Regions from separate parts of the Homo sapiens genome. Here region 2 is linked to region 1. A link is a loop called in an ENCODE intact Hi-C map of the cell type or tissue named here. Cell type or tissue: Caco-2. All regions are shown on one strand. Links, peaks and the distances in the headings refer to the core of each region. The heading gives the core; the rest is flanking DNA.

Region 1 (2,500 bases), core at 1-2,500:
CCTTATCAAAAACAAAAACAAAACAACCCCCCATACATACATACATACATATACATATATGTATGTATATATATTTTTCTTCCCCATACCCCAACTGTGCTTTCAGCCTCCATTCAAGACTTTAGCAGGTGGTAGAAATAAATATAAAGAACTTGGCCTTTAGGGTCAGACAGAATCCTGGCTCCACCGCAGACTAGTTGCATGACCCTGGTCAAGTTACCCAGCCTTTCTAAGCCTCTGTTTCCTCAGCTATTAAATGGGGATGATACCACTTTGACAGATAACATGTAGACTTAGCATAGAGCTGAGCCTAGTAGACAGATGCTCAGTAAATGGTAGCTTTTATCATAATCACCAGTCTGCCCTGTGGACTTATTTACATTTCTAGCTCCACACTTAAAGAGTTGAGGCCTCTCATTTTAGGAGCCTCATTTAGCAGTTTACACATGGTTGTGTTTGATTTTAAGTCCTTAAACAAACTTGAGGAACAATTTAATTAACTGAAGAAAAAAAACAACTTTTCGTCCACAAACCTGAGTTTTATACAATAAACAGTTTTTCATTTAACAAAGATCAAATCTTAATGACAAAGCCATAATCCACAGTTGGTATAAACCCCCAAATGGGAGCAGCTCTCCTCAAAGCCACCAATAATAACAGCAACAACAGAAACGTGTAGCATCATGTGCGCATTCTTCCCCTCTCTCCTCATTGACTACCACGCTGGGGTAGAAAATTATTGTTTAAAATACAAGCATGAAAATCAAAACATATCTTCTGCTTGATCTGAAGGGGACCGGAAAGCTGAACAATTGTGGGATTTGTTCTAAAGCCGAAATGTGAGGCTGTTCCAGTCTGTGGGTCCCTTTAAGCCAATGTTTTGGTTTTCTGCCAAGAAGACAGCTGTTGGAAGGAAGTGCTTCCTCACCAAAAGCTGTCAAGGCACAGACATTAAAGGGACAGAGCCGTTTCAAACTGGAGGCTTATCACCAAGTTTCCTTCCAGGAGCCTCAAAGATCTCTCCTCAGCCCAGAAGTAAATTTAGGCTTGTTATCCACCTGCATTCTGAAAACACTGGTTTTCAAAGTCCAAGGGGGGTCCCAGCTCCCTGCTCCAAGGACAAGGCAATGCCACTCTTTGGGTTGAGTTCTGTTCATCCAGACCCCCAGGGAAAGGCTTGGTTTTAACTCTTCCCTTCAGCTTAAGACACAGACAAATGAACACAATAGAACTAATCAGTGAGTCCTCCCAGGATGTGAGCCTTCCTGGAGAGGCTGCTGAGTGCCTGCCCTCACCTTCAAGGGCACTGGGTTACAGATACAACTCACATCTCAAATTAGGCCTGGAATTCAGGCTGGAAGACAAAACTACAGCCAGTTTCCACTGCACACTGGAAAGAGGAGGCCCCCTGAGAATGTACACAACTGCTGTTGCACTTGCAGCCAGCTGCTGAATGGAGGGAGGGAGGGTGCCCCCACCACCCCCAGCCTTTCAGATCCCGGGCCCGCCTGCTGGCCTCGCATATCGCCGCCTGCTGGCCACGCACCAGGAGCAAATAGCCCACCACCCACCGAGGATGGGGGAAGGGAAAGGTACCGACATTTGAAAAAAAAAAAAAAAGAAAAAGAAAAAGAATAGAAAATCGGCTCTAGCCATCTGTGCAACCCTCCTATAAGTTCCTGCGCCTTAAACAGGGCTTTGCACAGCCCTTGAATCTTCTCGGGATGTCTTTCCCTCCCCTGACCTGGGCCAGAGAGTCCCTTTCACCCCTGCGCTAACAGGTTTCTGTCCAGGCAGTGCACCCAGCAACCCCCTAAACCCCCACCCGGTTTAGCCACCAACTTTCTCCAATTTTATTCCTCAGACTGCGCTGCAAAAGAGAGGTGGGGGACCGGGTGAGGGCCCGTGATGGCCTAGAGGAGGGCTCCCCAGGAGAGGGTGGAAGGAACTTTAGTGAAGGCGAGAATTGGAGAGCACCCCTTTTGCAACGGCATTCTCTCAGCCCCTTCTCTTTACCCCGAGGAGAGACTTGGGGGAAACAGGACCTCTCTGCCCCTAGCACTGCCTCCAAAATGCTCCCCAGGCCAAGACATACGAGCACTAACAAAGGGGACGCGACCCGGGGTCCAGTGCCCCAGGGAGGCAGCCGGACCCGAGTTCGGTCTTTACCTGAATCGCTCAGGGTGTCCTCTCCGGAGGTACTGAGGGCCTTGTGGTCGCCGCCGCTGGTCTGGCGGCCGCCTGGGCGCGGAGGGGCGACCCCCGGGGCCCCGGCTGGGGCGGCAATACCCGCCCCCGAGGCGACCGCAGGGCCCGCCGCCGGGGCACTGGCCGGGGCTGCGGGCACGGGCGCTGGCTCGCGCTTGTTCACGGGAAAGGGGAAGACCACGGCGGGATCCACGCACTCGGCGGCCGGGTGGGCGAGCTCGGCGGGCAGGGCGGCCCCGGCGCGGCCGGCTCCCGCAGCCCCGCCGTGCCCGCGACCCGCAGGGCTGGCGGC
Region 2 (17,427 bases), core at 6,275-8,774, 91 kb before region 1:
TCTCTTGTGTCCTCCATTCCAGTGAATGGCATCACCATCCAGGCAAATACCTGGATGGTCAGGACCCTGGGAGTCAGCCTAGGCCCTCCCTCTCCCACCCTCCTCCAGCCAACCACAGGGTGATGCACCTCTTGGACCAAGGTATTTCTCAAATCTTCCCTTTCTTCACATTTCCCTGCCACTGTCCTGCTGGTTCAAGCTGATGTCTTCTCTCACCTGGAGAAGTACGAGAGCCTCCTCCCTGATCTCCCTGCCTCCAGACCCTTTCCTCCCAGCTGTCCTGGCATCTTCTGTCAACAGAGCGTATAATGGAAGTCTGGCCATATTCGTTTGGGCTGAGTTGATTCATCCTTCATGATCAAATTCAATTATCACTTCCTCTGGGAGCCCCCCCCCACCTTGATTCCTAATCTAAATTAATTCCCCCTTCTCCATTTTCCCAAAGTCCTTTGCATAAGTTCGTCCCATCACAGCATTCCACACTTCCGTAATTATTTGTTTACTTGTGGCCTCCCAGCCAAACTCTCAGCTCCTCTGACACAGAGTCTGGTCTTCTGTCTTTTTACTTATTTATTTATTTAGAGACAGAGTCTCACTCTGTCACCCTGGCTAGAGTGCAATGGCACCGTCTCAGCTCACTGCAACCTTCACCTCCCAGGTTCAAGCAGTGCTCCTGCCTCAGCCTCCCAAGTAGCTGGGATTACAGGCATCCGCCACCATTCCCGACTAATGTTTGTATTTTTAGTAGAAATGGGGTTTCTCCATGTTGGCCAGGCTGGTCTCAAACTCCTGACGTCAGATGATCCACCCACCTCAGCCTCCCAAAATGCTGGGATTACAGGTGTGAGCCACCACGCCCAGCCTCTTCTGCGTTTTTACTCCTTAGCATCTTACACAGTACCTGGCACAGGTTTGTGCTGAATGAATCAATAGAAGAGGTGCAGGGAGTAGAGGAGTCAGGGGATCTGGGCTGCTCTACTAGCCCCACCATGAACCTGCTGCATGACCCGGGACATGCCAGTTTAATTCTTTGAGTTTCAGTTTACTTATTTGCAAAATGAGCTGTTTGATTTATTGAAGACAAATTCGGTTCAAGCATCCACTTTTGTGCCAAGCACGATGCTCCATCCAGGGCCTGTCATAAATGTAAACTGGTCCTTCCCTGTTCTGAGAGCTTGTGGTTGAATCACATTTTCACGGCTCAGTTCTGCAGCAGGGACAGATGGCTCACTTCTAATGCATTTGCCATATCTCCTCTATTATTTATGTGTCCCCTGCCCACCTCTCCTGGGTCTCCTGAGCCCTGAGAAAAGTGCATTTCTAATCTCAACTAGGTTTCTCTATCACACAGTATTGCAGGGGTAGAAAGGTGGAGAAAGACACACTTTACCAACACACAGGTTTTCCAAGAATTCCCTGCCTTATGGAATACATCGCATTGCTTTGGGGTCTGCATGCACCAGTCAGCCTTTTCGTGGGTAATTTTAGCTCCTAACTCCACATTTTCCACATTCACTGAGAAATAGTTTTATCCTCACTTGGCTGCGAGTGTCTGGGCTCCATTCTATTGCTTGAGCCCCTTTGCTCTTCCCTGCCCAGAGTTGTGATGTGAGGGCCATTGTCAGGAGAACTGCAATGTTTACATCAATAGAAATTTACTGTAATGGGCACATTTTTTTAATTAAAAAAAAAAAATCATGCTCCCAAACCCAGAGTCCAGAGTTGAACAGAGTGAAAGCCCTTGCTTTCCTTCCTTTAGAGTTAGCAAGAAAAGTAGGTGCTTTGAGCACGACTAGGGACCCCCTCCTCCCACTTGCATCTCCAGCTCTCTGGACACTTTTCTGAGTCATTTAGTTGTAGTAGGTGAACTGGGAATTCTATCAGTGGGAAAGCACTACAGGCAACAGAAAGGTGATTGGTGTCCACCAGTTAAACAGACCTGGGCAGAAAAGGAAATAATCAGTAACCCTAACGCCGACCTTCATGATGAAGCCGGGTCTGAGAAGTAGCAAAACTAGTTCAGGATCAGGCACTGGCGCTGGCGCCAGTGGTATTGAGACAGGGACCGATATAAAAGAAGCTAAATGTTCATCTTCCATGGTGCAAAGTGTACAGATTGTTCCTAAAGCTGTCACATCAAGAAACAATATGTTGCTGAAAGGGGAGGAAGAAAATAACAAGATTCAACCAGGAGAGTTAAAAGTCACTGCCTCTGGGGAAAAGGAAACAAGAAGAAAGAGGGTGGGGGAAACTGCTGCTTTTCACAAGAAGCCTTGGGGAAGTTTTAAATAGTGTGCCTGAATAACTTTAATAAAAGTTTAAAAAGGAAGGAAGGAAGGAAGGAAGGAAAGAAGGAAGGAAGGAAGGAAGGAAGGAAGGAAGGAAGAAAGAAAGAAAGAGAAAGGAAGAGAAAGAAAGAAAAAGAAAGAAAGAAAGAAAGAAAGAAAGAAAGAAAAGGAAAGGAAAGGGAAGGGAAGGGAAGGGAAGGGATGGAAGAAAGAAAGGAAGGAGAGAGAGAGGAAGACAGGGAGGAGGGAGGGAGACAGGGAGGAGGGAGGGAGACAGGGAGGAGGGAGGAAGGAAGGAAGGAAGGAAGGGAGGGAGGAAGGGAGTGAGGGAAGCCTCACTGGACTTTAGCAATGGTCAGTGTGGCAATGTCAACACCCTGAGCCACTGGCTGTGGCAGGCAGGTGGAAATCCCTTCCAGTCCCACCCTCCAGTCCTGTGAGAATGATCCCTGCCCTCTCACTCTGCTCTTGCCCCCTCCCAGATGCAGCACCTAGATTGGGATTCACCTTGAGAAACCCAGGTGACTTTGAACTTCAGCAACACGGTACACTGCAGATGGTATCAAGCTTGGGCCAGTTCACCCCCAGCTAGAATACAGAGCAAAGCCCCATGTTCTTGCAAGAGTCCTTGGTGACTTTCTCATGGCTACAGCTCACTCCTCATCGACTTACAGGAATCTAAACAAGAGAGTGCCTCCCCTGTTGGAAGCAGCAAATCTTCCTTTATGGGTGAAATCAGCCATACCCAGCAGCAGAGAACAATTTCTCTCATTACACCAATTCCTGGAGCTCTTGCCGGTGGCAGCTGTTGCCCCATTAGGAAGGCATTTTCCACGGTGTAACCCACCCTGCCACCCGCCGGGCTGCCGACAGCTTCAGCGCTGCCGCCAGAAACAGCTGGAACGGGTCACTGAACTCCATGGGCTGTGGTACTTGGGGAAACATTAGTCCTCCAGATAGGGTGTCTCCTGCCTCCCATGGGAATAGCAGGAAGGGCAAAGTGGCCTGGACATGGTAGGGGCTGAGCTGCACCGATCGGAATCCTTCGGAAGTCCATGTACTCACCCACTCTCCTGCTCTCTCACACACATGTGCTCACATAAATACACCCAGCATCCGTGAAGAAGAGCTGGAGTGCTCAGTGGCACTGGGACAGAGCCCAGCCTCTGGTCTTGATATGTCCAACAAGACGCACTGCACTTCGCCACAATATCCACGGACCCAAGGGAAACACCACTGAGCAGACCTTAGATTCCTCCAGCACTTTTACTCACAAATAGAACAAAGAATTTTTTTTTAATCTCGTGTCTAGGAAAAGGATGGAAGTGTGCTTCTGTTGGCTTAAACTGTGAGATTTGGGAGGCACCATAGTCTTCTTTTACAAACGCTCACCATCTCCCTCCCTCCTCCCCTGACAGAGTCATTCCTGGAAACCCCACTGGTTCCTAAGAGTATCACTTAAATTTTGGTCAAAGATTACAAATATTTGATTTGAACATCCCAGTCTTGAACAGACGGCTTGTTCTTGCCCCGGCAGACTGCCCACCAGGCTCGGAGTGCTCGACTGCATTTTTAAAATCCCCCGGAAAGCTCCCTGCATTGTGAGCAGGTCCTGCTGACCAGGCTGAGTTTTACAGCCCAGCTCTCCAACAATGCCATTTACTGCACACGAAAGATCACAGCCAGCAGATGCGGCGGCCTCGCTCTGGCCTCTTGAAATTGCATCTGTTTTGAAATGTGACTCGACTTCAATCCAGAGCTGACCATAACATCCATGGCATGGACGGGAGGTGTTTACTAGATAAGCTTTTGATATTTGATGTTTGCTAATCATATTAAAGGCTTGAAACAAAATCCCAGCTACAATAAATCCTCACAATTGTACACATGAGGCAGGAAACGCCTAAGAGCCCTGCCTGGGGGGAGTGATCCAAGACTCAGGGCACAAAAAGGAGATAGAGGGTCTAGAAACCAAGAAAACAGGGGCCTGGTGACTGGGGTGAATTATTTCTGTGACTCACAGTGGGGAAGTCACTTCCCCTCTGGACCTCACTCTCCCCATCTGAAAAAGTATGGCCCAGACATGCTATGGTCCTTTTCCTACTTACAGTCCAGGCACAGGGACGTTAGGAGTCCTCACATGACAGCATTTAATGTGAATGTATGAAATGTATGAATAGCCATGTGGGCATGAATCCGATTTTGTGGCAGCTCCCAATTCACTTTCCTCAGTCGATCCTGACTCCATGACAACCCCAATGCTCGGGTATCAACCAGAGATCAACAAATCAGAAGGAACTTCTCTGCTGCATTAAGAATGGAAGGCAAATATTTGGGCTTGAAAGTGACTCTGGAGGGTCATCTCGGCCACCCCTCAGGTCCTAGTTGAACAGCCAAGCCCTCGATGTCCCCTGCCTGTGCATCATGCACCAATGTCACTCACTATCTCCCTGACACCATCCCATACCCATCCCACCCCCATGCAAGATGGTTCCCTAGATTCTCTCCTACCTTAATCATTATCATGCTTTAGGCTTAACTTCAAACTACACTTAAAAACAGATGGAATCTAAATCCCAGGGGATCAGAGAGGGCTGGTCTGTGTTGTCTCCACTGCTGTTCTCCTGTCTGGTTTGACTTTTGCCTGGCCATGCTTCTCAGGACCTAGCCAGCACTCTATCCTTACTAATTCCTATTAACCTGACCTAATGACAGCTACCAGTAATGGTATAGGACGTGACCTTCCCAAGATGGTCTACCTTGGAAAAAGAGACCTGAGACCTAAGTGCCTTCAAGGCTCTGCAGAGTTGGGGCTGGCATGGTGGAATAGCAGGCATCAATTAGCAGGCCTTTCTAGACAACATAGTCTCCCCTGCAACCCCAAAAATCCTAGCCATCTAAGCCCCTAGCTTATTCGGTCATCTTGGAGCTCTCAGGGTTTCCCTGAACCATTTGGTCAGAAAATACGTGTCATCAACCTTTGTGAAATCTCCATTTAGCAACAATGGGAAGATTTTGCTCATAGCCATGGAACCTAAAGGTGTTCACTAAACTGGTGCCAAGCAGGTGGAAGACATGTCAGAAGGGCACACAAGCTCACCTCCCCAGGAGCCAAGCCAGCCCCTGTAAAAGCCAGCTTTGCCTCCAGGTCTCAGACATGTAAAACCCTTCGGCAGCGTGGAGCAATTGGCCACCTGCTTTATCCTGGGGAGAGAAGAAGATTCTCATTGGTACCAGTACAGGACATCAGTAAAGCAATTTCCTTTGTGGGACTAATTTAGTGCTCATCACACAATGAGGACTGCCTGCTAGGCCATGTCATTAACCAAACTGGCCAATTTAAAACTGGATGGTCACAGCCACTGCTCACAACCAGGAAAACGCCTCTCACCAACAAAGAAAGAAGCAGTGAAGTCAGGTTACCTGTTAGCTAAGAAGAGTACTGCAAACGTGAGCTACCGGGTGCTGAGCCCTCCTCTGTTTCAGGCACTTTGCAGACAAGACCTCCTTTAAATTCCTGTGCCTACCTCTTTGGAGCCTGGGTTATAATTCCCTCTTTGACAGACAAAACCCAAGAATTTAGGAGGAATAAGAAGTAGAAGCAGGATTTGGGCCTGATTCTCTGAGCTTACAGTCTAAACTCGACCGTCAAACCACTTGGCCTCCCACTGTGTCCTAAGAAGTTTAAAGACAGAAATTAGGCCATTTTAACATTTTGCAAAACCCTAGATAGACTCACAACTTTCTCCATGTCAGCTCAGGCACTGCAGGTGCTGACAGACCCCTGAGATTCAGTGCGACCTGACGGCTCCAGTCAGAGCCTCAGGGGAGTTGAACTCACTAAGAAACCTGCCTTTCGGTCTGAGGTCCCCCATCACCCCCACCTCCAAAGCTTCCTTACATGGTTGTCTGTTTCCAAGGTCTCTTCTATGGCCTGAGGCTGTCTCCTGCCAAGGCATGGACCAGTCATAGTCTGCAGCTGCCAGAGAGGAATGAGAATTGTCCAGCCCTTGTCCTAGAGTTTTTGTCCTGTTTTTGTTGCTCCTATTTTGTGTTTTAACTTTTTTTAACATATTAATACAGTTTATCTTTTCTTTTTTTCTTTTGAGACAGGGTCTCACTCCATCACCCAGGCTGGAGTGCAGTGACACAATTACAGCTCACTGCAGCCTCTGCCTCCTGGGCTCAAGCGATCCTCCCACCTTAGCCTCTCGAGTAGCTGGGACTACAAATGCACATCACCACACCCGACTAATTTTTGTATTTTTTGTAGACACAGGGTTTCACCATGTTGCCCGGGCTGGTCTTGAACTCTTCGATCCGCTCTCCTCAGCCTCCCGAAGTGCTGGGATTATGAGTGTGAGCCACCCTGGCAAGCCAAGTTTGTCCTTTTTATTAGCAAAGTAAAATAGTTTTTAAATTCCCTGTAGTTTCATCAACCAAAGACAAATACCATTAATACTTCTTTCTAGCTTTTCCGTATGCTAGTTCCATGTCTGTTGCTCTATGAGACTGTGTGTGTTCACCATTGTGACTAAATGCATCATTTGACCTCTTGGTGTCTCTCCCCCATAGTATTATGATATAACCATTTCCATTTGTTTTTATAAAGTCTTCACAAACATCCTTTCAACTACTGTCTGAAAACCTGTTGTCAGGATGTAATAGAGTTTACGCAGTGAATCCCCTCGTGCTGGATCTTTAGGTTATTCCCAATTTTTCCCTGTTATAAACAATGCTGTAACAAACATCCTTGTTTATATGTCTATTTTCTTCAGAAAGATTTCCTGAAGTTGAATTACTAAGTCAAAGGGTATGAATAGTTTAACATCCTTGATCAATGTGTCCAAACAGCATTCTAACTATTTAAGCATATTTTAAATATTGACTTACAGAGTGTCAAATAGGAAGGAACCTTTGCAGTCAGCTCCACCCCTTCCAGATGAGAACTCACAGTGGTGCCATGTGATCCGGGCCAGTAGTCACCACTCACTCAACAAAACACTCCCCTCCACCCCACTTCCCCCCAAACCCTCCATCTCCACTCCACCCCTGCCAGTTTGACCCACTTCCAGTATTTGGCCTTTGCTCAATTCTTTGCTCTTCTCTTTCTTCTGCCTGGAACATCCTCATACTGTCTCCTGGCCCATCTCTCCTTGTGGAGAAAACCACAGACTTTAAAGCCAGCTGGCCCTCCTCTGTAGAGCGCTGCCTCCCTGTCTGTGTTGGGATGGGGTGGGCCCCCAGGGATGGAAGCACCCCTGATGAGACACACTCACCCCCTCTGGGCTGGGCACTGCTGCCCTCCACCCCCCAGGACCACACCTGGGATCCCACCCTCTCTGCCAGGGCATGCCAGTAGGAGCTCAACCACACTGCAAATATTCCCCCTACCTGGCCCGGCCCACTGAGAAGCACATTCCTCATTCCTTCCCTGGCCGTCCACATGGGGCACTGTGACAGCTAAGTCAAACATCCCATGGCGAGGCTGTCATGGAGAAAGGGGGAAGCTTTCCAGCCAGAGAGACCCAGGTTCCAATCCCAGCTTCAATTCCTACAGGGAGAGGAGAGATCCCGAGCGAGTGGCACAGGCTCCCTGAGCACCAGCTCTCCCCTCTGTGTGAGTGGCCTGGTAACTCCCCTACAAGGGACAGTGAGGAGCCGACGGCTGTAGGCACTGCTCCCTGGTCCTGTTACCTGGGCATCTGACTCAGTTTACCCACCCCAAGGGGTCATCAGTGAGGGGCAGACAATGGGGTAGGGGAGCAGGAGAGAATCAGAAATGGCCGCCCCTGCCTCCAACAAATGGCTATAAGGTAACTGGACGTCTTTGCCAGGAAGCAATGTGTACCAAGACGCTAAGCCTAACTGTGTAATTATGCTAGGATTCCTTCTAGTAATTAGCTTTTCCTTATGAGAAAGGAAAATAATTATATTTCTGCCTCACATCCAGACAGTGCATTCGGCGGCATCTGTCCACATATCCGGGGAGTGGGGTGGGGGAGAAGACGCCGCTCAACTAAATGTAGGACTGTCCAGAGGCAGTGAGTGTTCTAGAAAGCTACTTGCGGCCGGGTGAGGTGGCTCACGCCTGTAATCCCAGCATTTTGGGAGGCCAAGGCAGCTGGATCACCTGAGGTCAGCCGTTCGAGACCAGCCTGGCCAACATGGTAAAACCCTGTCTCTACTAAAAATACAAAAATTAGCTGGATGTGGTGGTGCACGCCTGTAATCCCAGCTACTCAGGAGGCTGAAGCAGGAGAATCGCTTGAACCCGGGAGGTGGGGGTTGCAGTGAGCCAAGATGGCGCCATTGCACTCCAGCCTGGGCCACAGAGTGAAACTCCATCTCCAAAAACTAAAAACAGAAAGAAAGAAAGCTACTTGCACAGACCAGGCAAACCATTCTGGAGGATGGTGGAGCTTCCCCATGCTGCTAGGGAGTTTATGAGGGACAAAGGTAGGTCCTGCTAAAGAGTGGTATGGGCAAATCTGGTGTCCAGAGCTGCAGTCTATCAGGAGGTCATGGTCAAACTGCGGCCCATGCCCAGGACACAGTGGGATGTTCCAGCAGAGGCCATGCTGATGGGGCTGGGCACGGAGGCTCACGCCTGTAACCCCAGCATTTTGGGAGACTGAGGCGGGTGGATCACCTGGGGTCAGGAGTTCAAGACCAGCCTGGCCAACATGGCGAAGCCCAGTCTCTATTAAAAATGCAAAAAATTAACCCAGGACGGAGGTGCGCACCTGGAGTCCCAGCTACTTGGGAGGCTGAGGCAGGAGGATTGCAAGAACCCAGGAGGCGGAGGTTGTAATGAGCCAAGATTGGGCGACTGCACTCCAGCCTGGGTGACAGAGCGAGACTTCGTCTCCAAAAAAAAAAAGAAACCACACTGATGGGATGCACAATCCCCACCCTGAAGGGGCGCTGCGGAAACGAGGGCCAGGGCCTACTTGGGGTCCAGCCTGGATTCCTATGCCAACCTCCTCCCTGTTTCCAAGGTCTCCCCGATTAATCCACCTGCCTTCTGACCTTAAACACAACTCTCCACCCCTCCCCTTTTCCTCACCTGATAGTTCTTTAACTTTTAAGACACATTCAAGGAGCCAGGCATGGTGGTGTACACCTGTAATCCCAGCACTTTGGGAGGGCAAGGCAGGAGGATCACTGGAGCCCAGTTGAAGACCAGCCTGGGCAACATAGCAAGAGTCCATCTCTTAAAACACTTTTCAAAAAATACAAAGGAAAGCTTTCAGTGTAGTCTTGTCCAGCAAAGCTTTTGCCTTCTTGGCTATCCCCAAATAGAGTTAAGGCCCCTCCCAAAGGTTTCCCTAATATGTTTCTCTCCCTCAGCACAGCACTTCCCAGGTGGCCTCATCAGAGACCCTCACTAAAATAATTTTTTTTCAGAGCAGAGACCACCCTGTATTCATTTTTATAACTCCTAAACCTAGCATGGTGCCAAGCACTTAGCAAAGCACTTGTGTAATGAAGAAATGAAAATAACTCATTAACTGAGAAAGAATTAATTATAGATTGGAAATGAATGAATGAAGGAGAATGTACTAATGAGAAAACGTAAGTTTACCTTTTGGACAGTGTTAAATCTGCGCTGAAAAGGAGCAGCTAATCGACCCATAATAGACTCCACCCTGCTGGAGAGGGGACTCTAGGTAGATTCCTGAAGGGCTGGCACGGAGCACAGGCAGTGCTGGCTGGCTGCCGATGGGCGAGCCCAAATTTCCTGAAGAGGCATAGAGACAAATGTCAATAAAGTGCATCCGGCTGTCGAGAGGCAAACAGAAAAGGCTGTATTTAATTTGCTGTTTGATGCTTCAGTGTAGTTTCCTCAAAGCCATTAATTGGAATTTGAATTGAGATTATTCACTTTGGAGGAAATAGATTAATTCTCCCAGGCTATACAATATTGCCTAATAAATTTGGTGTGGTGGACATTTTACATCTGTCTCAGTAAGTTTAACCTTTTCTTTAAGGTCCAGCTCCTTCTCCCTCTGTGTAGAATTAAACATGCATAAGGGCTGAGCTGTCAGGAGACCTCCTGGTGGGTCGTGAGTTCCTCTCTGTGTACCTGTCACCACTACCAGACTACGAACCCAGCACGGGCAGGACTAGAGTCTTTTACCGTCTGCTTTCCCAGTGCTAAGAGCAATTTAACAGTCATCCAGAGAAGGGGTTCCATTCCTGTTTGTACAAATAAGTGAGCAAATAAATCGATCCTTTCATGTTTTAAAAACTCACCAAGCCCTTTCCAGTACCTCTACCACCTCTCAACATCTTAGACGCCTATCAGAAGAATTTGGGTCATAAACCTTATTCATTCCTGTCTAGTCTATAAAGCTCCTTCTAAAAACATCCGAAGTCACCCTATTCCTGGCTCAAAGGGACTGAACACTACCCTTCATTGTTCCAGGCTGTGGGGTGGGGAGGGAGGCTCCAACAATACAGAAAGCAAGGCATCTGTCCCCAGGAGCTGGCGGTCACAGTGGACCCCAAGGTAAGGGGAAGTAGCTGGGCTGTCGGCAGCTGGCCACCAAAGTGTTGTCATAGACCCCGTGCTACAGGGATAGGGCAGTGTTACATTAATGTGGAGTGTGGGGGAGAACTTGTGGAAGACGGAGTGAGGGGGGCAGGGCTGAACATCCAGGGACAACAAGACTGTCCAGCAAGCAAACAGAAAGTCCTAGGAAATGCACCGGGGCCAAGAGTGGGAGACAGACAGGCCCGGCTCGCTGGGCAGCTATGGAGGGCTGGAGGCCTTAGAGAGAGCTCCTCCTGGCTCTTCCCCGAGGGAAGAAGGCCCCAGGCCCTGGGCCTTTGATTTCCAGGAGGAGAGGAGATTCTGATGGAGAGAAAGACTGAAATGCCTCCCGCTGGAGCCCACCCCACCCTGGTCTCCAATCCCCCCAACACCGCCCCCGCTTAGGTAACCCCTCCTCATGCCCGGGGCCCAATCCTGCCCATAGGCTCACCCTCTGGGTGGTGGGTCCGCAGGGCAGCTGGGAAACTGGGCTGGAGGTAGGCAAGATCAAAAGGCCTGAATAACCTCTGGGGTCACAGTGACAAAATGCTTATGGGCTGGAAGAGGATGGAGCCATTAGAGTAAGGAAATGAACGCAGGCTTTTTCCCCCTGAGTAGGCACAATGGGAGCCAATGGGAAGCGAACAAAGCTGGCCCACTTGGGCGGGAGGCAGGGCTGTGGGGAGCAGGCCCTGTTCTTTGGCCCGGGAGTTAATGTCGACCGGTCACACAATGGGAGCACTGACCCAGCTGCGGCTTCGGAGTGAGAACACTGCGAGGTCAGCGCGGCCTGACCCCCAGCGAGGTTAACCAGATCAGAGCCTCGGCTGATTGCCCAGCCCACGGGTGCCCCTAATTGCCGTAAAATTGAAGGTTCCCCCAGCATTTGCCCAGCTACCTTTTCAGGTAGCCCAGGAGCAGGGGTGGGAACCACCAAGGTGGGGACCCCCCAGCCCTTCATCACGCCAACTCTGTGACCTCATTCCTCTGCCTGGATGGCTCCGCTGGGACCTTTACCCACCCACCCTTCCCAGCGCGCTCATCACCCTTCATGGCTTTCATGTTGGGTTTTAGGTGGCAAAAATAACATTCTACTTTTAACTCGTGAAAATGTTGAGTCAGGATCTAAAGAAGCGCAATAGCCACCCTTTCCGTGACTTTTGCTCTGCCTATTATAAAAGTCAGGCATACCCATTTTAGAAAGCAGAGAAAAGCAAAAGGAAGAAAATAACAAGCATCTCACAGACAAGCACTTACTGACATTTGTGGTGTATTTCTTGCCAGGCTTTTTATATGCATTTGTTTTTACATAGTTGGGGTCATTTTGTGTTTATAATTTCACACCCTGAATGTTTTGCGTTAACAGTATGTCCTAAGAATATCTCATATGATGAAAAACTCTGTGTAGGGCCAGGCATGTGCCTCATGCCTATAATCCCAGCACTTTGGGAGGCCAAGGCGGGAGGATTGCTTGAGCCCAGGAGTTTGAGACCAGCCTGGGCAACATGACGAAACCCCATCTTTACAAAAAAAAAAAAATTAGTAGGGCATGATGGGGCATTCCTGTAGTCCCAGCTACCTGGGAGGCTGAGGTGAGAGGATCATTTGAGCCCAGGAGGCAGAGGTTAAAGTGAACCGAGATTGTGCCACTGCACTCAAGCCTGGACAACAGAGTGAGCCTCGTTCTTAAAAACAAACAAACAACAACAACAAAAAAAAACACCTCTCTGTAAACATGCTATTTAATATCTACATCAGGTTCCGGTTCTACTGCAATCATACCTAGAATAGCATAGGATGGACCATAGTGTAATTAAGCATTCACCTTAGGTTTTGTTTTTTTTTTTCATACAAATACTTCTGTAATGAACATTTTTGGTATAAATGTTTGTCTGGGTCCTGATTATTTCTTTGCAACAGATTTTCTGGAACGTATAGTGGGATTATCAATTATGATGTCTTAAAGGAATTTTTATTTCTATTTTTAAAAATTATTAAGAACCAACCTGTATGGTGATTACTGAGGACACAGTGACCAACAGATATGGCATCTACCTTGGGGAGATCCCATGACATACACACACACCACTCTAAACCCCATGCAAAATGGACTATCATTGTCATTCTGTATGGGAACAGTTCAATAAAAACTATAGCATAATGTTGCAGACCATTTGGGGCAAATCTTCCCATAACCCGTGACTTCCCCCACAACGGAGAACTTGAGTGTTCTTTTGACATTTAAGCATCATTTGCATAACACACTTGATCCGTGAGCCTCCCCCGTCTTGGGGTCAAACTTACGGAAAATGAGAGGGTTGAGGCAAGGTGGGTTTCTGCCACCTCCTCTGCCAGCCCGGTTCCTGCCTCTGAACCTTTGCTCATGCCATCCTCTGCCTGAAATGCCTCTTCCCTGACAAGCTCTTAATCAGGCCTCAAAGGCCATCTCCAATCCCATCCCGGGGGTCTCCCCAGGTTTTCGCAGCCCACAGTGAATTCCTTTCCTACTCAGTATCCTGAGCACCAATGTCCACAAGTATGCTTGCTGGAACATGAGCTCCACAGAGACCTAGAAATTTGCATGTGATTGGAGCCAACAAATAGCCAATGAATTGATCAAAAGGAATACATCACTCAGTGCCGCTTACTGAATCCTTTTGTGTGTGTGTGTGTGTTAATGTATCTCTTCAAATCGTTTATATGGTGTAGTGGTGACGATCAGATCCCAAAGCCACCTTTAATGGCCTTGTGGCCTTGGGCAGTACTCCATTTCATCATCTGTAAAATGCAGATAATAATAGTGTCTATCTCTTTGGGGTTGTTGTAAGAATGAAGTAATGTACCAAAAAACAAGGAAACTGTGTCAAAAGACATAGGAGCAAATTTGAAGGATTGCCCCTGACCAAAAGGCAGGTGAATCACAAGGTCAGGAGTTCAAGACCAGCCTGGCCAAGATGGTGAAACCCTGTCTCTACTAAAAATACAAAAAAATTAGCCAGGCCCGTTGGCAGGTGCCTGTAATCCCAGGTACTCGGGAGGCCGAGGCAGGAGAATTGCTTGAACTCGGAGGGCAGAGGTTGCAGTGAGCCGAGATCATGCCACTGCACTCCAGCCTGGGCAACAGAGTGAGACTCTGTCTCAAAAAAAAAAAAAAAAAAAGGAAACCAAAGGATTAAAATGTGAAATACAGGCCGGGTGCGGTGGCTCACACCTGTAACCCCAGCACTTTGGGAGATGAGCATATCACCTGAGGTCAGGAGTTTGAGATCAGCCTGGCCAACATGGCGAAAGCCTGTCTCTACTAAAAATACAAAAAGTAGCCCGACATGGTGGTGGGCACCTGTAGTCCCAGCTACTTGGGAGGCTGAGGCAGCAGAATTGCTTGAACCCAAGAGGCAAAGGTTGCAGTGAGCCGAGATCGCGCACTGCACTCCAGCCTAGGCAACAGAGAAAGACTTCATTTCAAAAAAAAAAAAAAAGAAGAAGAAAAGAAAAAAGAAAGAAAGAAAGAAAGAAAAAAGTGAAATATATAAAAATCTTTGAGTTCATAATAAATTTTTAAACATCATTGTTTATCTTAGAAGTTGCTTGAGCACAAAGCTATCCTGAAAATTGATAAAAAGGAAAGTATTTAGCATTTTAAAAGAGAATTAAATGATATACCACATTTATCTAACATTCATTTCTTAGAACATAGTAAGGGTTCGATAATGTTATGCTTTACTGAGCAATTAGAATATGACTTTCTTAAGAGCTGGAAATGAATCGTCTCTTTATGATTATTGTTATTCCTTTCTTCTTTCTTTTGACTAATCCTCTCTAGTTCCCCAAAGAGGAGCTTATGCTTAGGCTCTGAGTAGGTGATCAAGTATTGATCAAGTCCCACCCCAGAATCCACAAAGGTCTTCAATTGTCACATTTCTCTTCCTTTTAGTTTTTAAGAGGCAGGATGAGAAAATCCCACAGGCTGAAGGCAAGGGCTCTGGGAGGCAACACTTTGATCCGAGCAGGCAACCCCTCCCCACCTCTCTCTGCCTCACTTCTTTGATAGGAGCAGAGGAAGCAATTGACTTTAAGGAGCCGGATCATTAGCGCTAAAAGAGAGTGGAGCCAACACCCCATCTGACCTCCTCATTTTGCAGATGAAGGCACCGTGGCTCCTGGAGGTTAAGTGACTTGCCCAAGATCACAAAGCCAGTCAGCTGGGCTTCCAGCCAAGGGCTCTTTCAACCGTGCTGCTTCCAGGAAGTTGCTGGAAAAGAAATTCAAAGCTCAGTTTTAAGATGACTGAGATGAGTTTGCCGAGGCAACCAACTCAACTCTGCTTCCAGGGAAAGACAGAGAGAGAAAAAAAGAATGCTTGAAATCCCTCTAGACTATACCTATTCCCAGGTGCTGTTCTGCACAGCATGGCCATGTCATTTGTAGAAATTTCACAGCTGATTCAAGGTGAGACCACAGCTTCTCCCAAATGCTCCTGAGCCGGATTCTGAATAGGCCTGGCATTCCCAGTAAAAACAGGAGTTTTAGTCTCTCCACCTCATCCCCAGCCTGGCCACGGGTACCAACCCAAGACATCCAGAAACCCTACTACGAGCCTCCGACCAGTGGGAAGGGGGCCTGAAGAATGTTGGGGAACAACAGCTGACCCTGAGCCTCAGGGAGGTGGATCTCAACCGGCACACGGCTTAAATGTCCTCTAAACATGACACTGCCTGCATTGAGATCTCAGTCTGACCCTTTCCCTGGGACCCAGACATTTCCACCTGAATGTCACGTGGCACCTTAACCTGTCTGCTGCAGAGTTGTTGGTTTCCTGTCTCATCACTCTTGCTCTTGTTCCCACCCTCTCGATATCCATTCTTCCCTCAGTCCTCCCCCTCTAAAAATGGCACCATCCATTCACTTGTTCAGGCCAAACATCTGGGAGTCATTTTGACTCTGCGCCTTCCTGAACCTACTAGGTCCCGTCCATCAGCAAGTCCTATAGTGAGTGATAAGCTTTGCTTCTGTGGCCCCAACCCAAACCTCAAATTGTAGCTCTTATAATTCCCACATGTTGTGGGAGGGACCCGGTGGGAGATGACTGAATCATGGGGGCGGGTCTTTCCCATGCTGTTCTCATGATAGTGAATGCGGCTCACGAGATCTGATGGTTTTAAAAAACACGAGTTTCTTTGCACGAGCTCTTATTTTTTTTGCCTGCTGCCATCCACGTAAGATGTGACCTGCTCCTCCTTGCCATTCGCCATGATTGTGAGGCCTCCCCAGCCATGTGAAACTGTAAGTCCAATTAAAGCTCTTTATTTTGTAAATTGGCTAGTCTCGGGTATCTCTTTATCAGCAGCATGAAAACGGACTAATACATATGGGCTCTTCCTCAATGGGGTTTCTGCAATCCAACTGATGCCATCCTGCCTTACTGCTACCACCCTTGTCCAAAGGTGGTCAAGGTCACCTCTAACTTGAGCTGCACTTGCAGCCTCCTGACCAGTCCCCCTGCACTCACTGCTCACCCTTAACGCCCCAGCCCCTACCCATGTGACAGGGACCATTTTTTAAAATGTAAAGTAGATCACTTATCTGCCTCAGGTGGCTTCCTATTGCAGGTCAAACAAAACCCAAATAAAATCCTCAGCATCTCCAAAAAGTCCTGCAAGCCCAGGGTCTGCCTTTCCATGCTCCACTTCTCCATGCCCCGTGCTCCTGTCCAGGTCCTTCCTCAGCACCCACTGTGCAGCCGCCTCACAGCCTCTGCCCCTCTAATTCACGAAGCCGTTGCTGCTACCTGTGGTGCTCTTCCCGTGAGGGGCACCATCTCCTCACTCTGGGCTCAGCTCCAACATTGAACTTCACAGAAAAGCTCTCCTGAGCTTACCCCACACTCTGCACTACTCTACACCACTGCTGTTTTCTCCACTTTGTAGCATGCACTGCTGTCCTTCTTAGCACTATATTTATCCTTTACCACATGTGTCTACCTCCACTTTCTCATGAAAATTCCATGAGGATGGGCCTTTGCTTTCCTTGCTCAATGATGCACCCTTTGTACCCCACACATCACAAGTGCCAATAATGATTGTGGAAGGTACAATTTCAGTTGCTGAGGAGGTTGAGCTGCAAAGACAACTTCTATGAGCCAATAAAAAGAAAACCTCCTGGCTGGGTGCGGTGGCTCATGCCTGTAATCCCAGCAGTTTGGGAGGCCAAGGCAGGCAGATCACTTGAGGTCAGGAGTTCGAGATCAGCCTGGCCAACATGGTGAAAACCTTCTAGCAAAATTAGCCGGGCATGGTGGCACATGCCTGTAATCTCAGCTACTCGGGAGGCCAAAGCAGGAGAATCGCTCAAGCGACGGAGGTTGCAGGAAACAGAGATCACACCACTGCACTTCAGCCTGGGCAACACAGTGAGACTCCATCTCAAAAAAAAAAAAAAAAAGAAGAAGACCTCCAAGAAACCTTCTGGGCCCCTGCTATTCTATATTCTACTGGTTCTCCAACTTGGCTAAACATTGAAATCGTGGGACAGTTTTTTTTAATGTTGATTCCTGGGTTCTATCCCTAGTCAATGTGATTTACTTCATCTAAGGTGAGCCTA

The links. A loop is a pair of places that touch in the nucleus more often than their neighbours do. Peaks named below come from ENCODE experiments on the same cell type or tissue, not always from the same donor. Only the 100,000 strongest peaks of a DNase experiment are listed, where the experiment ranks them.
Region 2: it touches region 1 in a loop (9-fold over the local background); 6 of 110 quality-filtered maps call a loop at or near these places.

What each region holds. Positions count from the first base shown.
Region 1 is chr2:15,942,524-15,945,023 of GRCh38, reverse strand. It overlaps MYCN (MYCN proto-oncogene, bHLH transcription factor), which reads right to left. Exons shown (of 3, transcript NM_005378.6): 2 at 2,170-2,500. Among named protein-coding and RNA genes, the nearest start is that of MYCNOS, 2.1 kb to the right of the region's middle. In Caco-2, for the core only: a CTCF peak has its summit at 1,557 (motif pointing left); a DNase peak (open chromatin) is centred at 1,493; H3K4me3 peaks cover 1,825 bases.
Region 2 is chr2:16,024,561-16,041,987 of GRCh38, reverse strand. No RefSeq gene overlaps it. Among named protein-coding and RNA genes, the nearest start is that of GACAT3, 17 kb to the left of the region's middle. RefSeq lists an enhancer at 7,203-7,703. In Caco-2, for the core only: no CTCF peak of the experiment used is centred there; a DNase peak (open chromatin) is centred at 7,737.